2 separate regions of the Homo sapiens genome follow, and region 1 is linked to region 2. A link is a contact called in ENCODE Hi-C data. All regions are on one chromosome and are shown on one strand. Each heading gives the region's core, a stretch centred on a gene start or an enhancer-like site at or near the end of the contact. The rest is flanking DNA. Distances are from core to core; before and after follow the strand shown. Region 1 overlaps LINC00673 (long intergenic non-protein coding RNA 673). Region 2 overlaps ABCA6 (ATP binding cassette subfamily A member 6).

Region 1 (6,039 bases), core at 1,357-3,856, 3.3 Mb before region 2:
TTCTAAGAATGCTTCTGGGACGGCCCCGTCTTGGTGGTGATTAGCAGCTGTCCCGTGATTGCACGTAACCTGAAAACAGAACCTATAAGGGAAATGAATGCCTGGTGCCCTTGGTTGGGGGACCTTGCTGTTCATGCACACGGTGGAGAGCTAGCTGGGGGCCACGCCAGAACCCCCTTCTACCTGATAAAGCCTTAGAATTGTGGACATATTGCAGTCTGCTGGAAGCGCTTAGAGCAGGAAAGGGCAATGGGAGTGGTGGGGTCTTTACCTGTGTGTTTCTCCCAAGGTTGAGTGTGTTTCTGAGTGATCCCGCCAGGCTCCTGGGCAACATGGACACTTTCCTCCCCAATGCCTTGCATTCTTCCGCTCCCAGACCAATGGCCCAGGGAGATGGAGCAAGATGGTAGCCTCATGGCCAGGTCCCTGGAGCCAAAGTTTTAAACAGTGATATTACAATGTTACTGCCTTGTGTGGATTTCACATACTTCCTTTTAAAGAACTGTCACATTCCCTACCATATAGCTCCAAGAGCTTCTGTGGTGAGATCATTAGGAGGAAGGACTGTTTTTAAAGGTGAAAACTCTGACGCTCCAGGAGGACACGCTGTCTCCCCAGGTCCATCCATCGTGTGTGTGTGTGTGTGTGTGGCGGGTAGGGGAGAGGTGCTGCGGCTCGAATGTTGGTTTCTGCCATAACCATAATTGAGAGTGAAAAACCCGGGCCCTGGGAGAAAGAAGCCAGTCCTGGTTCTGAGTGTCAGCGGCAGTGCAGATGAGCTCACCCGGGGACCAGAGCCATTTAGAGGATTTGCAGATGGAACTTCCCCTCGGGGTCCAACTGTGAGTCACTGTGGTTCCTGTCCCTGCAGCGGGCTCCATCTCCAGGCCTCCCACTTCACCCTGGGACATTATGGTCGCTGGTCAGACCTCATGACTCACTTGGACTCTTGAGCCACCTCTGGGGGTGGAGTCTCTCTCCTGGCATCTGGACCCTTGGTGCTATCGACGAAGCTTGGCTGGCGCTCTTAGCTGCTATGTGCAAGACGTGTGTCCCAGGGAAAGCCCCTCTCTCTCTGCAGAGGTCAAGTGAAAGCCACGGCCGCAGCCAACAGAGTTCAAAATGCAGGCTTGGAAAGTCCAGGGGGCTCTGTGGAGGTGAGACAGCCACAGGCTGAGCTTTCTGAGCCCTTGGGGTGAGTTTGGCTGTGATACCTGAGAGATGGGGGAACTAACAAGCGCCGGGTTGCAGTGTCGTCCCATGCAGAGGAGCGAGCAGAGTTCACCCAAAAGGCCAACGGCTGGCAGGGTGTCACGTTTCCCACCACACCCGGGGCTCAGCCTCTGCTGTCATTTCTCCTCCTTGGTTTTCATCTTCTAAGGGAAGAAATAGTGTCATCTTTTCTCAACCTGTCAGTCTCACACCTGCCTGGAGCCCCTGGCAGTGAGACACCCAGTGCTGTTTAATCTGATGTCATCTCTGTTGATTGTCTGTTTTAGAAACCAGGTAGCAAGAGGGACTTTCTGAGGATTAAAAAAAAAAAAGTAAATCCCCAAACTATTTCGGGGAGGTTTTTTTTTTTTTAACCTCCTGTTTTTTAGTTTCATTATTTCTTTTTCTCTTACATACACTCTTTTTTAATTAAGAAAAATTAATTTTTTAAATTAAAAAAGACCAAATGCACCCCTTGGGTTGAGGAGTTATGAGAGCAATGTTTAGGGTAAAGGTCAAAGGTGAGATGGATGTCACTGGGTCTTGGGCATGGGTACCCACCTGCTGGCAAACATAAGAGAGGCCATACGAGAGTGGGGAAAGAAGGGTTACTGAAAAATGCATATGAGCTTGTTTTCTCTAATGATGTTTATTTGTTGTCTATCAGGAGATTAGTCCTGAGAGACTGACACCAGAGCCACCTGACGAATGTGGGTGCTCAGAGCCTTGGACTCGATGACCTACCTCTCCTGCCTCCCACCTGACTCCTGAAGTAGGGGAGTGTATTAACAGTCACAGGCCTCAGTTTACCTGCTTTCAGCCTCTGCCCTTCCCGAGAGGGTTGAAGCTGACTTGCTGCATCGCAGTTTTGTCCTTTAGTTCATCAGCTCTGGAACTTTCCACTTCTGGTGTTTTTGGTTTCCAAACAGAGGATTGAGGACGTATGAGAGCAATGTTTAGAGTAAGGTCAAAGATGAGGTGGATCTAACTGGGCCTTGGGCATGGGCGCCTACCTGTCAGACTCTGTCCTTCTCAGACAGCTGCCCAGGCAGGAGCTGCCTCTTGGGACAGTGAGTGGGCCATCTCCATTGAGAGAGTAGGGGGACAAAGGGAAAAGGCAGGGACTGGGTCACTCCTGGGGATGCTGTTTGACATAGACCATGAGGGTCAGCCCCACTGGGCCTGGCTGACCTGGTAGATGGGTAGGTCTAGGGTATGAACATGGATATTAGTTGGCCAGGGTGTGAGAACTTGTGTGAAAGGGTCGGCCCCTGGGTGACTCAGTCTCCTAGCAAACTATAAAAGGGAAGTGACTCATTTCCAGCCCTGAACAAGAACTCCTAAGGCTAGGCCGCCAGCACCTGTCTGGGACGTGGTTAGTTATTAACGCTGCCAGTAAGAGTGTCATGGGAACCAAACGCAGGCCTAGATGCCTGGAGGCAACTTGGCTTTTCACAGCTTGCAACTGTCCACTCACCTTCCCTTGCTGTGGCTCCTCTCTGCCTGACCCCAAATGCAGAGGAGCCCCTTGAACTCTTAGTTGCTGGTGGCTCCCCAGGTGCCTCTTGAGGGTGCAAATTCCACAGGGGTTGGGGAAGGGGGAAAAAGAAATGGGTTGGTCAGGGGAAATCACAACTTTTTTTTCTTTTTTTGTCCTGTTTAGAAGATCAGGTTCAAGTTGCCAGCCAGACTCTGGGCTTCCAGGAGGAGTGGGCTGTGGATGGCCTGGCCTCATTTGCATGTCCCTCTCCTCCCGGCCCTGCAGGTGCCACCTCCTGAGTCCTGGTTCCTGCGGCTCCGTCGAATCTGCAGTGAAGGCCTTTGGGAAGCGTGGGTTATGTGGGTCCAGGGGTCCCATCCTCCCGTGGAGGCCCTTGACCTGAGGATCACTAACTCACACCCCACCGACTTCCGGCCCCCAACAAGGGCAGTGTTCCTCTTGCTCCATTCTGCTCTGAAGTCCCCCAAACCGCTTCCTGGGGCTGCTTAGTGAAATACAAGGCTCATCTCTGAGGACCTCTACAGGGCTGGTGAGTTGAGCCAGGAGTTCAAATCTGCTCTGCCTTCTCCTTTCTTTCTCCACGTCTGGAAAAGTACAGAATGGGCAGCTTCTCCTCTCAGATCCCAAAAGGCATGTTTTACTGCTCCTGGGGGAGGCTCAGCCTGGGCACAAGCTATGTCTACTCCTGCCAGGGCCCTGCCCCTCCACTTCCAAACTGTCAAGCAGGAGGAGGGAGGATGATTGAACAGAAAGACACAGGAGTTTTAGTGAGTCAGGCTCCCCAGTGTCCAAAAAGGGACCCAGGGCCCAGGGGGAAGAGACATCCCTGGTATTTGTTGCCACCTTTGTAAAACCCTCAAGTGCTGGCAGGCAGCACAGAGGGAGTGGCGATGCCACTTGCCTGCCTAGTCTATGGGAGGAATTGGGACATGTGCTCCCTGGGTGGCCCTGAGCAAGCCATCGAACTGCTCCCCCAGAGTTTTCCCCATCTGTAAAGTGGGAATAATAACAACACCTGTCCTGCTTACTTGACAGGGTTTATGTGAGGCCGGCTGAGATCACTGAGCATGTGACAGGGCTTTGGGAGTGGTTAAGGGCCACCCAGATCGGGGTTGAGGCACCGGGGTGCTTATGGTGATTAGCAGCAGAGCAAGGCCTGAGGTCTGTGCTCCCCAGGGAGGGTGGCTTTACAGGCACCCACCTGCGGCTTAAGAGCTTCTTGGGCCTCCCACGGCTGATAAATCACCACCGGGTGGGTGTGCTTTGTCTGGGCTCCAGCATGAGCAGACAGCCTGCCCTTGGCAGCTGCAGAGAGCAGCTCCTCTGCCTTCTCTCCCTTTCTTAGTGGGTTGGGCAGGCGCAAAAATAGATCCCAGAACCCCATCTCTTAGGTTTTGCCAAGGGACCCTCCAACTGCTCATCTAGACATTCTGGTGGCATGGAGTTCCTTTCTCAGGTCACATAACCATTGGGGGTGCTGATTTAGGTGTCTCCTGGCATAGGATTTGCCCTGGTTTATCACCTGCTGCTTCTGCTGCTGCTTTTTAAAAAAATTGAAGATGGGGTCTCACCATGTTGCCCAGGCTGGTCTTGAACTCCCAAGCTCAAGTGATTCTCCCACCTCAGCCTCCTCAGTAGCTGGGATTACAGGCTCATGCGACCATGCCCTGCTTGTCACCTTGCCATCAAAGAAGAGAGACTTGCAGAAGAGTGTCAGATTCTATCCCATAGTGCAGTATACCAAGGAGGTGGTCTGCAAATGGCCATTGAATATACAAATAGTCTCAGACTTAGCATTTTCTTTCTCATGGTTTATTTTGCTTTGTATAGTTCCATGCATTTGTTGAAAGGAGGAAGATTGAGATTTAAAGGAACATCCCTAGTGGGATAATACCCATCTGCTTAGTGCCTTTTCAGTGCTCAGCACTGTGCTAAGTTATTTGAGTACAGTCTTTGTTCTCATATTTAATAAAATCAGACTCTTTTTGACCACCTCATTCCATCTCCCATTCAGACCCACAACATCCTCCCAGCCTGTCCAGATAGGTGCTTTCTGCTTGGACACTTTAATGATGGAGAATTTTATCTCTCCTGAGGCCACCCATTCTAACATTGGCAACTGCAGTTGTTGGGAAGTTCATCCGTTTAGGGAGTGTCCATCTGCCTTTGGATACTTCCATCTGTAGGTCCTGGGCAATGAACAGGGGATGAGAGTATGGCATTATGGCTGAATTGTGGGATGCAGACTACAGAAAAGTTCTGTGAAGGGATGGGACCTGGAAGAATCAGAGAAGACCTCGTGGAGTTACTGAAACTTAGAGAAAAAAATGGACTGAAATAGAGAGAGAGCAGGGAGGCTGGCTATGGTGGCTCATACCTGTAATCCCAGCACTTTGGGAAGCAGAGGTGGGCGGGTTGCTTGAGCCCAGGAGTTCAAGACCAGCCTGGGCAACATAGGGAGACTCTGTCTCTACAAAAATTAGCCACACAGGTAGCTAATTTTTGTATTTTTTTGTAGAGGATCCTGGTGGGAGGATCACTTGAGCCCAGGAGGCGGAGGTTGCAGTTAGCCAAGATGGCACCATTTTACTCGAGGCAGGCTACAGAGTGAGACCCTGTCTCCAAAGAGAAAGAGAAGATGAAGGCTTTCTGTAATAGTTTGAGTAGTGAACTTCCAAAATTCATGTCCATCTAGAACCTCAGAATCTAACCTTATTTGGAAATAGGGTCTTTGCACATGTAATTAGCTAGGATCTTGAGATGAAATCATCCTGGATTCAGGTCCTAAATCCAATGACACATCCTTAGAAGAGAAGAAGACAGAGAGAAAGGCACTATGAAGATGGAGCAGAGATTGGAGTGGTGCATCCGCAAGCCAAGGAATGCTGAGGATTGCCTGCAGAAACCAGGAGAGAGGCAGGGGGCAGATTCTCCCCTAAAACCACCAGAAGGAATCAACCCTCTCCATACCTTGATTTTGGCCTTCTGGCCTCCGGAACTGTGAGAGAAGAAATTCCTGTTGTTTTAAGCCATCAGTTTGTACTAACTTGAAATGGCAGCCCTAGTAAACTAATACACCACCCAACCTTGAAAGACAGATAAGAGTAAGGAGGCAAAAATAACCATGCTTTGAGGGTTATTTTTGCAGCCCAATTCCCCAACCCCCCACCTCAAGTCTGTATTTCTCCCAGACTTGAGGTGGGGGGTTGGGGAATTGAGCCGCATGGTAAGGAGACTGGACTCTTTCATTTGTTAGCAGGCAGGGTCTGCAGGCCAGATGCCTCATGGTGCCAGGATGAGGTGTGTGTAGAGGAGAGTCTTTTTGC
Region 2 (6,270 bases), core at 1,976-4,475:
GCAGTTTTAGAGCAGTTAATTCTCAAACCTGGCTTCACATTAGACTCATTTGGAAGAACATTTAAAATATCCCAATCCTCAGCCTTCACTGCCAAGAAAAACTCATCACCCCAGATCAATTAATGTGAATCTTTTTTCTGTGAACTCTGCAGAGAAGTAATTAATGTGAATATAATATGAATCTCAGATGTTGTTTGCAGGCATCAGTTCCCTTTGGAATTCTAATGTGTATTCACAATTAACAACCACTGATTAAGAGCTGTGTGTCTGTGTGTGTGTGTGTGTGAGAGAGACAGAGAGAGAGACTATCTATGCAGCAAACCATTAGATGTGTGAATCTAAAGATCAATGAAAAGGGTGGGGTCAGCATTAGGTTGATGCTAAAACAAAAAATCCAACGAGAAAACTTCTGGAGAGAGTCTCAAATGAGAAGATCCATCATATACATGGAGAACCCTGTGGAATATCAAGCTGATGTGTCTGATGAAGGAAGAGGACTTTATTAGGAAACAGAGAAGGAACATTTAGAAAAATAAGAAGCAAAGCAATTAAGTCACCATTAACAAAGAGAAAGTCATCAACAGTGACTCATAATCCACTGTAAGAATGGAAAAGTATTTGTTGTATTTTATAATTAGGAGGTCACTAATGATTTCATTATGAAGTGGTTCACTGGAGTGGTGAGTTCAGAAATCAGAGTGCAATTGAAGAGGAATTAAAGGTCAGGAAGTGAAAATGGCAAGTTTACAATGGCAAGTTTATTTTGAGAATTTTGTACAATACAGGGAGGAGAGAAATTAAATTGTGTCCAAAGTAGAGGTGAGTTCAAAGAGGAACTATTAGAGAGAACACTATAAAAGATGCAGGTGACAGAGTGTCTGACTCATAAACTAATAAGCAAGACTTGGAGACGATGCAGGATGCCAGTTCAAGACCCTAGGTAAATGAGCTGATCTTGAACAGGGGGAAGAACCAACTGTTCTAAAGCTAGAGGAAGAAAGTGAGGATAATTACACAGCATTCTACTTTTCTAGGCAAAATACTAGTAGTTTAATTGTAACTTGAGAGAGACTCCTCTATTTTCTACCTCAGGGGAAATAAGTAATCAAAAATAGGGTTTTTTCTTTCTGAATAGACTGTTTATGCCATCCCTTATTTCACATAAAGTGGTTGGCTGCAGTTATCACTATGACTAGGGCTATAAATGGCCCGTGCTATTTTCACTTCTGTGTTGGCTAAGTAAGCACCCTTTTTGTTATTTCAGAATCAGAAATGTTAAGAAGGAATATAAAGGAAAATCTGGAAAAGTGGAAGCATTGAAAGGTAAAGAAAAACATTGAAAAATTTCATTCTTTCACTTCTTTCTTTATTATAAAAAAGGGAAACATTCAATGTGAAAAAATTTGAAATATGTAGATAAGCAAAAGAAAAAAGAATATAAATAACGCTATCACTTGGACATTAATCATGATTAAGAATATGCTGTAAAATTCTTCCAGATATTTCATGAATCTATTAATTTATAACAGTGGTATCATACAATGAAAGATGTAATTTCTCTTTGTTTTTAAAGATTAATCTGCTATGAACAATATTTTATATATTGTCACTGTGAGGAAAGAACATCTAGACTGAAATCTGATAAAGGTTTTATACTAGCCGGTGAATTTACATAGTTTATATGTACTGGTGAGGTTAACTAAAGCAAGATGAGTAAAACCATTGACTATGAATTAAATTTCACAAGTCAATATCCTATAACAAACCTAAGTTATAATTTGAAATGAAAAAACACATTTTGATACAAAATATTCTAACATACAGTTTTCTATAACAGACATTTAAGCAAACATCAAAGTGAGTAGCTAGATTTCATGGAGGACTATTTACTTTTATTAAAAATAATTTTTAGGAGGGATAAAAATGATTTTTATAAAAGACAGAAGCCTTAAAAGCTGAAAAAGAAGAGCCATGAACCTTCCAGAAGTGTAGAGTTCTCCGACCATTGTGTTTATATTGCGTGTATTTTCTAATAAATACAGCATCCTCTAATTCAGTCTTATTCATTGCTTTTAGATTAGGTCTTTGAGAATTTAATGTATTTGTATGAGCAATTTTATTCTCTCTCTAGGTTTCTCTCATCAAATACCATCTAGAGCTGTGATTTCTTTCTTTAATGTTAGCTCAGGAGATACTGAAATAATTTTAAATTGATTACTTAAAGTTTTGGAGCACATTTTGAACTACCTTTGTACTCATCAAGTCATGAACTTCTTTTTGTCTAAACAAAAAACTTCTTTAAGAATTTTGTTCATTTTAAAAATAGCAGCACCTTAAAAAATTAAAAGCATTGGACATCAACACATTAAAAATATGATTATGAATTCAAACCAAGTATAGCTGCTCTTTGGGAAATCAGGGAAGAAGTTGCAATCCCTTAGCCTCCTCTTCCTTCCTCATGGAGTTAGTTTCTGGAGCACATCTGCAACACCTTTGGGACACACTTTTGAAATCTTTTATCTATGGCCTACTTTTCAGAAGCTAAGTACCATTCCATTATATGGATACCACGACTAACTTATTAACACACCAATGTATGAGATTCAATTTGTTTCCAATTTTTAGTGTAATAAAAAATACTAGAATGAACAGCCTTGTTCAATCTTTGTAAATGTCATAAATTGTTTCTTGAATATAAATTTCTAGAAGCAGAATTATTCAAAGGAAGCATACTTTCAAGATTCTTGATTCATATTTCAAATTATTTCCCTCTAAAATCATAAAAAGTCATACTCCCACAAGCAATACATAATGAATAATAATGACAACGACAACAATAGCAATAAACACTTAGATTTCATTGAGGATTTGGTGTGTGCGGGAAACTATGCTAAGTGATTTACATGTACCATTTTACATTTAGGCCTGTGAAAGACATGTTAATATATCTCTCACTTTGCAGATGACGAAACTGAGGCTTCTATTTAATTTTTCCAGTTACTGTGGGTCAGTCCCAACAGCCAGTATCACTTCCCTCTTACCCTGGAAAACACCGTATACTTTGCATTTAAAAATTACAGGCCAGGCATGGTGGCTCACATCTGTAAATCCCGAAGTGGGTGTATTGCTTAAACTCAGGAGTTTGAAACCAGCCTGGGCAACATGGCAAAACCCTGTCTCTACTAAAAATACAAAAATTAGCCAAGTGTGGTGGCGTGGGCCAATAGTCTCAGCTACAGGGAGCTGACGTGGGAGAATTGCTTAAGCGTGGGAGATTGAGGCTGCAGTGAGCTGTGATTGCTCCACTGCACTCCAGTCTAGGTGGCAGAATGAGATCCTGTAACAAAAAAAAAAAATTACAAACATAAAATTTGTTAATGTATTTGTTTAGTTGTCCCAATATTATTTATTAAATAAACCATCTTTCTAATACATTTGAAAGGTCATTTTATTAATCTTTATTTTTATATTTTCTTTGGTCCATATTAGACTTCTGTTCTGTTCCATTGGTCACTATATCCTGCACCAGTAACATATTATTTTAATTATTATAGTTCTGTCACATATTATTTTGGCAATTAGGAAAATATTGATCATTGTGTATTTTAAAGTATTGAAATGCTGAGAAATATGCCACTAAACTAAATAGCCTTGTTCTATGTTGGGACCAGGCCTGTCTAATGCCTTTCTGTTTATACTGTTAATAATTTGTTAACAATTTGTTCTAAAAATAGGCTTGCTCTTTGACATATATGAAGGTCAAATCACGGCAATCCTGGGTCACAGTGGAGCTGGCAAATCTTCACTGCTAAATATTCTTAATGGATTGTCTGTTCCAACAGAAGGTGAGTAAAAAGAAATTTCTCAAAGGCAAGATGTCTTATAATAGAATGAGGTCAAGCATATGCCTCTCATTTTAAATTTTAAATTTGATGGCTTAAGAGAAATAATGTTTATCTAAAGTTGTTTCCAAGAGCTACATAATTTTGAATATACTTCATATTTCTGCAATTTTATAAAAATTATTATCTTTATTCCATTGTGTGATATTTCAGGGTAGATGTGCAGTTCTATAAGCATATGTTTGTAACAAGAATAATTAGTAGTTCACAAATTGTGTTCACATATATGCAGTTCTATAAGCATATATTTATGTCAAGAATAGTAGTTCACAAATCATTTTAGACATTTGTGAACATATGCCAATATTTTCTTAAATGAGATCTATGAATATTAATAGAATGTATTATCTTGCCAATTTTATTTTTAACTTCTATTCTTAGGATCAGTTACCATCTATAATAAAAATCTCTCTGAAATGCAAGACTTGGAGGAAATCAGAAAGATAACTGGCGTCTGTCCTCAATTCAATGTTCAATTTGACATACTCACCGTGAAGGAAAACCTCAGCCTGTTTGCTAAAATAAAAGGGATTCATCTAAAGGAAGTGGAACAAGAGGTAGGAGGGCATGCTTGGATTAACTGACCTGCCAACCACTTACCAAATTAAATCATGACCACAGAATTCTCTTCAATGATTTATTTGCCCTGTTATGAATAAAATTTAGGCAAAGAGGTCCCATAACAAATATCGACTGCTTTAATGAGTGGTTAAAATTGCATAATATGAATCATTTTGGATTTTATTTTTATTTTTTATTATACTTTAAGTTAGGGTACATGTGCACAACGTGCAGGTTAGTTACATATGTATACATGTGCCATGTTGGTGTGCTGCACCCAGTAACTCGTCATTTAACATTAGGTATATCTCCTAATGCTATCCCTCTCCCCTCCCCCCACCCCACAACAGGCCCCCATGTGTGATGTTCCCCTTCCTGTGTCCATGTGTTCTCATTGTTCAATTCCCACCTATGAGTGAGAACATGCGGTGTTTGGTTTTTTGTCCTTGCGATAGTTTGCTGAGAATGATGGTTTCCAGCTTCATCCATGTCCCTACAAAGGACATGAACTCATCATTTTTTATGGGCTGCATAGTATTCCATGGTATATATGTGCCACATTTTCTTAATCCAGTCTATCATTGTTGGACATTTGGGTTGTTTTCAAGTGTTGCTATTGTGAATAGTGCCACAATAAACATACGTGTGCATGTGTCTTTATAGCAGCATGATTTATAATCCTTTGGGTATATACCCAGTAATGGGATGGCTGGGTCAAATGGTATTTCTAGTTCTAGATCCCTGAGGAGTTGCCACACTGACTTGCACAATGGTTGAACTAGTTTACAGTCCCACCAACAGTGTAAAAATGTTCCTATTTCTCCACATCCTCTCCAGCACCTGTTGTTTCCTGACTTTTTAATGATCGCCATACTAACTGGTGTGAGGTGATATCTCATTGTGGTTTTGATTTGCATTTCTCTGATGGCCAGTGATGATGAGCATTTTTTCATGTGTCTTTTGGCTGCATAAATGTCTTCTTCATTTTGGATTTTAAAAGTTGCGTATTTTCTCATATAGGTACAACGAATATTATTGGAATTGGACATGCAAAACATTCAAGATAACCTTGCTAAACATTTAAGTGAAGGACAGAAAAGAAAGCTGACTTTTGGGATTACCATTTTAGGAGATCCTCAAGTAAGTGAGATTATGCATGGGGAAGGAAGCAGGTCGAATGTCTGCAAAATGTCAAGTTCTTTTACCACTAAAAGTGGTAGAGCTTTCATTGTAATGCATCAAGAGAGAACCTGCTATGTTTAACTATAAATAGAAGTATATTGGAGAAAAATGGCTGGATGGTTATTATTTTATGGTATTTATTGTTTTTCATGCTATCTTCTGGATACAGTTAATGTGAAAGAGAGACATATTTTATATATCTTCATTCTCTGTAGATTTTGCTTTTAGATGAACCAACTACTGGATTGGATCCCTTTTCCAGAGATCAAGTGTGGAGCCTCCTGAGAGAGCGTAGAGCAGATCATGTGATCCTTTTCAGTACCCAGTCCATGGATGAGGCTGACATCCTGGCTGGTAATTGTTGGTTTTATCTCAGTGTTACCATGATGCAATTGGGGAATTTAGAAGCGAGGTCTATTCCCAGGGTAAGAGCCCTGCTCTCATTATGGTGATGTTCCTACATTCTATAGCAGTCAGGAGGACGACAGGAGTCTAGTTCCACTGTGGAATTCCTTTCTGGTTGTACATTTGCTAGGTAGTGACAACTAATGAAAAATTCTGATTACCTTTTTTTTTTAGATCAGCTGTCAATTAATTTAAACATTCAAATCTTTTTTTATATATA

Evidence for each region. A loop is a pair of places that touch in the nucleus more often than their neighbours do. Pooled maps may share reads with other maps.
Region 1: a loop to region 2 is called in a pooled map, with 23 times the contacts of the local background. The contact joins two enhancer-like sites. A Hi-C loop is called at or near these places in 7 of 37 single-sample maps with no recorded cell type and 5 of 50 pooled maps.

What each region holds. Positions count from the first base shown.
Region 1 is chr17:72,417,903-72,423,941 of GRCh38, reverse strand. It overlaps LINC00673 (long intergenic non-protein coding RNA 673), which reads left to right. Exons shown (of 4, transcript NR_152516.1): 3 at 2,876-3,242. Among named protein-coding and RNA genes, the nearest start is that of LINC02003, 78 kb to the right of the region's middle. RefSeq lists enhancers at 753-1,062, 1,143-1,552, 2,166-2,295, 2,346-2,405, 1,796-2,995. Within about 2 kb of position 2,606, at least 15 of the 41 ENCODE cell types and tissues checked have a DNase peak (open chromatin) inside an H3K27ac peak, as active enhancers do.
Region 2 is chr17:69,112,951-69,119,220 of GRCh38, reverse strand. ABCA6 (ATP binding cassette subfamily A member 6) reads left to right here. Exons shown (of 39, transcript NM_080284.3): 11 at 1,265-1,323; 12 at 3,735-3,845; 13 at 4,284-4,459; 14 at 5,484-5,603; 15 at 5,861-5,999. Among named protein-coding and RNA genes, the nearest start is that of MIR4524A, 16 kb to the right of the region's middle. RefSeq lists an enhancer at 969-1,158. Within about 2 kb of position 3,225, at least 6 of the 41 ENCODE cell types and tissues checked have a DNase peak (open chromatin) inside an H3K27ac peak, as active enhancers do.